Linked DNA regions of Homo sapiens: region 2 is linked to region 1. Evidence: chromatin loops called from intact Hi-C (ENCODE). Cell type or tissue: IMR-90. All regions are shown on one strand. Links, peaks and the distances in the headings refer to the core of each region. The heading gives the core; the rest is flanking DNA. Region 1 overlaps SGMS1 (sphingomyelin synthase 1). Region 2 overlaps SGMS1 (sphingomyelin synthase 1).

The links. Peaks named below come from ENCODE experiments on the same cell type or tissue, not always from the same donor. Only the 100,000 strongest peaks of a DNase experiment are listed, where the experiment ranks them.
Region 2: it touches region 1 in a loop (2.0-fold over the local background); 4 of 110 quality-filtered maps call a loop at or near these places.

Annotation. Positions count from the first base shown.
Region 1 is chr10:50,316,298-50,319,219 of GRCh38, reverse strand. The region is part of intron 8 of SGMS1 (sphingomyelin synthase 1); the gene reads left to right. Among named protein-coding and RNA genes, the nearest start is that of ASAH2, 66 kb to the right of the region's middle. In IMR-90, for the core only: no CTCF peak of the experiment used is centred there; no DNase peak of the experiment used is centred there.
Region 2 is chr10:50,429,478-50,432,399 of GRCh38, reverse strand. All of the region lies in intron 6 of SGMS1 (sphingomyelin synthase 1), which reads left to right. Among named protein-coding and RNA genes, the nearest start is that of ASAH2, 180 kb to the right of the region's middle. RefSeq lists an enhancer at 334-553. In IMR-90, for the core only: no CTCF peak of the experiment used is centred there; a DNase peak (open chromatin) is centred at 1,119.

The DNA.
Region 1 (2,922 bases), core at 287-2,786:
CACATTTATAATTTTTCAAACTAAAAAGCCAAGGGCAATTTTTTTTTTTTTTTTTTTTGGTGGCAAATCTCACTTCCTGACCAGGTAGACTGAAGGATCCTCCAACACTTAAAGGAGATGTGATTTTGTTAAAGGGAAATCTTGCCTGACTGAAATGCTGGATTTCTTTAATGTGACAAATAAGAATATGGGTAATAGAAATCCATAGCTGACCTTTATTTAAGATTTTATCAAGCCTTTGATAAGTCTTCCGGTTAGAGACTACAACAAAATTTAAAAGTTTTTTTTGATGGAGGGAAGGAGGGGCTGGTGGGAGATTAGTGTTTTATTGCTGATAATTGCTTAGAGACACCCCCTATCCCTAAAACAAGTCTGCCTAGTATAGGAATTGATGAGTACATTTGAGAATGGAGAAATGTAGACAGCCAGATTCTTCACAGCCGAGTGAAGGGAAAAGTCTATTTTAAAAGTTGTATGTATGAATTCTAAGAGGAGTAAAATCTCTTGTCCTTTAGATCAGTTGTGGTGGGCATAATATTTGTGAGTAAAAACCACATCTTTCCAGGAGTGGAGTGATTACTATATGTATAGAGAACACATAAAAGTCTCTTGAGTGATCAAGAGATGGCCACCAGTGAGCGTCCGGCAGGGATCTATATTTAAGGAGAATCATCCAGATTTCACTTGCTGACTGTTAGGCATTGAGTTCTCCCTTAAGAACCCCCCAAAAGATGGACCTAACTTGGATTGTTAAGTAATGCTGCCTGAAATTTGTATAACACTTTATTTTAGCAATCACTTTTATAAACATTGTCTTGCTTTGGTGGGTAGAGGTTGAGGATGAGAAAATGTTCTTGCCATTTTACAGGTGAGAAAACTGAGGCTAGGATGGTAAAATGGTTTGTCTAGAGCCACCTGCATGGTAGCCCAAAACTGCAGTTTGAAGTTGGATTCATGCTCATTGTTGTTCCTATAAAAGTGAGCTTGGAGACCAGTATAGCACAATATAAAGCAAGGAAAGTTAAAATCAATTGGGAATGCTTTGTTTAAGAAGAGAGAAGGCAGAAAATGGGCAATTGGTTTGTGAAAGAATTCCACAGAAATGATTTTTATAGGCCGGGCAAGTTGGCTCACGCCTGTAATCCTAGCACTTTGGGAGGCCCAAGGCGGTGGACATTGCCTGAGCTCAGGAGTTTGAGACCAGCCTGGGCAACACAGTGAAACCCTGTCTCTACTAAAATACAAAAAATTAGCCGGGTGTGGCGGCATGCACCTATAATCCCAGCTACTTGGGAGGCTGAGGCAGGAGAATTGCTTGAACCCAGGAGGTGGAGGTTGCAGTGAGCCGAGATTGTGCCATTGCACTCCAGCCGGGGCTCTCAAGAGAGTGAGACTGTCTAAAAAAAAAAAAAAAAAAGAAAGAAATAACTTTTATAGAGACAGGGGAGCTTGATTTAAATAAAAACTAAGCTTACGAAAAATAGTTAGTGAATAGTGAATAAATGTTGTTTTAGCTATTCAATCGTGTATTAATAAATGACATATTTAAAATTGGTTAAATTTCATTAGAACAACAACAAGAACAACAAAAAGTAAACCTGGAGAAATTGTCCAGCCTTGGGTATTGTCCTTGTTATTTGGAAAGGTGTTTGCAACAATAGCAGGTGTTTTCCAGGGACCTAAAGGCAAGATTGTTTAGCTCAGAGGTAAGACATTTGGGCTCTGAACCCAACTGAGTCACTCTGTGTGACCTCATGTACTGGTCGGTAAGCCACTCTTTTAAATGGGCATAGTAACAACTACGCTCACCAACTGACAAGCTTGTGAAGATACAGTGAGATAACTGATGGGAAAACACTGCTAAAATGTTGGAATCTGTGTACAAACAAAAGATATTGTTTTATTTTGTAAAACTACCCTGTAAGTCATGTTTTTACTGACCAACAGTAAAATAAGGCCGGAGAAATTGTAAGAGGCAGCTTTGAGCCTCTTCATTGCTGCTTTGAAATCTAAAGCATTCATCACACTTTCAAACACATTACCTTCCTGGTGGGGACTACAAAGTCAGGCTAAAGGACATTTCATAACTTACAATAATTCTGCTGCTTGATTCCTTTATCAGATCTGGTCTTTGATTTGAGTGTTTAAGAGCAGCATTTTTGGCATTTCATGGATGAAATGAATTTTCTGTTCATGAGCACATGGTGTTAGCATTGAAAAATACTTGGGGAAACCTCTTTTTTCATAGCCAAAAGCTCACTAGTTCTAAGTGTCACGGTTAGGAGGGCTGTTACATGCCAGTTGAAATTGGGGAAGTGGCATAGTTTTGCTGTTTTGGGCCACTTGGGAAGTTGATGTTGAGGGACACCACAGTGTGTAAGGTGTGTTTCTCAGTTGCAGGCTGCTGAAGATGCAGATTGATGAGGATTCTACCATTCCTCCTCCTGATCCTGTTACTTGATTCGTGTATTGGATTTGGTCTTTGGTCTGAGTGTTTTAACAGCAGCCTTTTTAGCATTTTGTGGATGATAATGAATTTTCTATTCTGGAGGAAGACTGCTCTTTGGGAACAGAACAAAATAATTTACCTTAATAGGAGGGAGAGAGGGACTTTGAGAAAATGTCTGGCTGTTCATGGTAGTTGGAATAGTATAATATTACTTCTGCAAGGTACCTAGGCTGCTGAAGGAAAAGTTCCTTTGTATGTATCAAGTTCCTGGTTTATCCAAGCTTGTGAGGGCCAAGCTGTGCACAAGGCAGCATATAGTTTTGTAAATAGCACATTTAAATAGTCAGAGGACTTGGATTCTAGGCTCGGCTCCAACACTGGAGACCTACAGCAGATAGGGTCTGCCTTGCTGACTTTCCTGGGCTGCTCTAGGCTGCAGCATTAGCGATTGTCAATGCTTATTTTAAATCGCA
Region 2 (2,922 bases), core at 96-2,595, 110 kb before region 1:
AGCATTATATAGTTTCTACCAACCAGATACAGTAGTTACAAATCACCTCAAGAGCATGCTTAACAGTAAAATAATAGGAAGTGATGAGATTTGAGTATTTATTACCTTTGTTTTTAGTATGATTTATTTTAATTTTGTTTATATAATTTAACTTTTAATAATGACTGTGTTTAACAACCAGCTTGCTAAAAATTTTGAGAATTTAACAATTGGTTCTAGTGGCCTGGTATAAGTTGGCTCTAATACACCACTAATTGTAGGTTTCCTGTTGTGAAGACATTTCTAAGCCACAATTCTTTAATTATCTGCCTCAGCCGTGGTGGTAAGAGTTTCATTTGATGAATAAAAACAAGGTTTGGTTTTGAGTCAGTGCTTGCTGTAACTCAAGTTGTCATGCTCATATTGTTTCTGGAATTGAAAATAGATGCCAAAACCAATTTAGAATTTAGAACAGTTTCTTGAGTTGTTGACTCAGCTTCATAACTGACCCCTGGCATCGCTTGCCTATTCTGGCTGTTAAACTGATCTCCAAGTGCTAGTATTGGCGATCAGTCATTCTGCTCACTGCCTATTGAACTTCCTTCTCTCCCTTCCCCATATTCCTTCAAATCTTAAATTCCTTCAGGTAGTGGTGCTACAGAGACAAGTAGTCAGGATTCCTCCCAACTAAGCATTCCATGCAGCTTTGCTTTTGATTCAAAATTAAGTTTTAATGGAAACCCAATTGCCTCTAGGGAGAGAGTAAAAACAAAACAAAACCTGGGCAGTTTAAGGTTCATCTTGGCTTGATTAAAATCTTAGGGAGTGAAATGGAGGAAAAAAACGAAACCAGATCAGACATCTCAATGTTTCTTCTAGAAGCAACTTCTTCAGTTTTCTAACTTGCCCTTTAGAAGGAAGCAATCGAACCCTGAAATTGCTAAGTAACAGCTAAGATTGTGTTTGTTGTTTTTACTTTAAATCTCACCCACCTAGTTCTCAAAACACATTTTTTATTGAACCTTACAAAAATGCCTTGGATATTTCAAAACATTTGCTTGTGTCAGTTCTTTGAATCAGACTTACATAATTGTAAAACATTCATTTCCCCGATTTCCTCTTAAAACAAAAGGTATTTATAGTTCCCGCTGAGTCAGGGATGGACTTGGATTACTGCAAAAGTAATCTGTGTTCATTTCAAGAGGAAGCTCGTGGTTAAAATCTGAGAGACTTGCCTTTGGATTATGAAATAATTACCTTTGGCTTAATTTAAATAAGTGTGTCTTTGTACTTTGAAAGCAAACATGGAAATAATAATTTAATACAGAAATTTTATTATAGATATAACATTCTGACTTATATTATCATCTCTCTTAACAGAATGGGCCTTATGTGGTTTCCAAACATCCCTTGTATAGAAGATTTCTTCATTAGAGAGATGCTATGTGTATAGTCTTTAGATGCGCAAATTTTATAGCGTTGCATTATGTTCATATCAACAAACTCATGTTTGTTGATATAAACAAAAATATGTTTACTAGATACTTGGGACTCGTTGCTTTTGACGATACATTTCAGTACAAATAAGACAGACTTATTGCACTTTAGGAATTGATAATCAAACCTGAAAAGAGAAAACTATAATTTCAAACTGAATGTGGTAGGTATTATAAAAGACATATAAAATACTCAGAAAACAGAAGAGAAAGAGAAATTACCTGGGTGGCAAGAGGAGTGGGCTAGATCAGGGATGAGATTCAGGAGCAGATGATATGTGGATTAGATATTTAATGATTAATGCCTTTTTATTAAAGTACCTTTTATGAAACTATAAAAGTTAACATTGCTAATTGGATAGAACTTTAGAATGCAAAAACTATTTTGCATTTGCAAAACTATTTTGCATGGCAGTGAAAATGCTAACAATTAACATTGCTTTTTTTTTTTTTTGTATTCTGCCATACTTTTCTATGCCGAGATTAGATACATGCTTTATTTTCCCTCTAAAATGGGTCTGGTTATTACTATTGTTTTGAAATCGGCTTCAGTTGACAATATAGTAAGATGATGCCACAGCAATAAATATACATCTACATAATTGTAGATGTATACATAATATATAGCATTCCATGTGTACGTAGTCTATAATGTTGCATATTACTGGACATTTTTGTTTTCAACTTTTCATTTTTGTAAAGTGTGCTGTAATGAACATCTTTGGTAACATCATGGTGCACTCATTCAGTTATCTGGATGAGACCTTTGAACAGAGTTGGGAGGAGTGCTTAGGGGACACTCTAGGTAGAAGGAACAGTTTGAGCAGAAAGGAACAGTCTGAACAGAGATGGTAGAGGAAGATCATGTTTTGGGAAAAGGCTAGAACTATAGTTTAGTAGAATGAAAAGAAGATAATACTGCTAATTAGGGCTAGAAAAAGAAAATAGAGGGTCTTTGATACCAAGCCTTTAATTTATTCTTAGTTGGGTGTCATTTTGGAATCTATGTTATACTTTAAATGAATGACCCTGAATAGCTTCAATTGTTCTTAATTTTTCTTATTTGGGGAAGAAATAAAATAGTTCCAAATGCTCAAGAAAGAATAGATCTTTTAAAATTCTTGAGAGATTTAAGAAACTAACCAGGACATAAACAAGTAATTGAAGTCATGAGAAAAGAGTATGTGTGTGTGTGTGTGTGTGTGTGTGTGTGTGTGTGTGTGTGTGTGTATGTGTAGAAAAAACTATAAGAGTAGAGGTTTTTAAAAGTGAAGGAAAGTTCATTAATTTATTTTCTACACTTAATGAATTTTAACAAATTCTTTATAATTAAAAGTTAAGGACAATTTGGAAAAGAAGTGAGTTTGGGGATGCATGTCATAATTTAATAATAGTAATGCCTTATATTTACTGAGTTGCTTAATTATGAGGCTATGTTCTAAGAAAT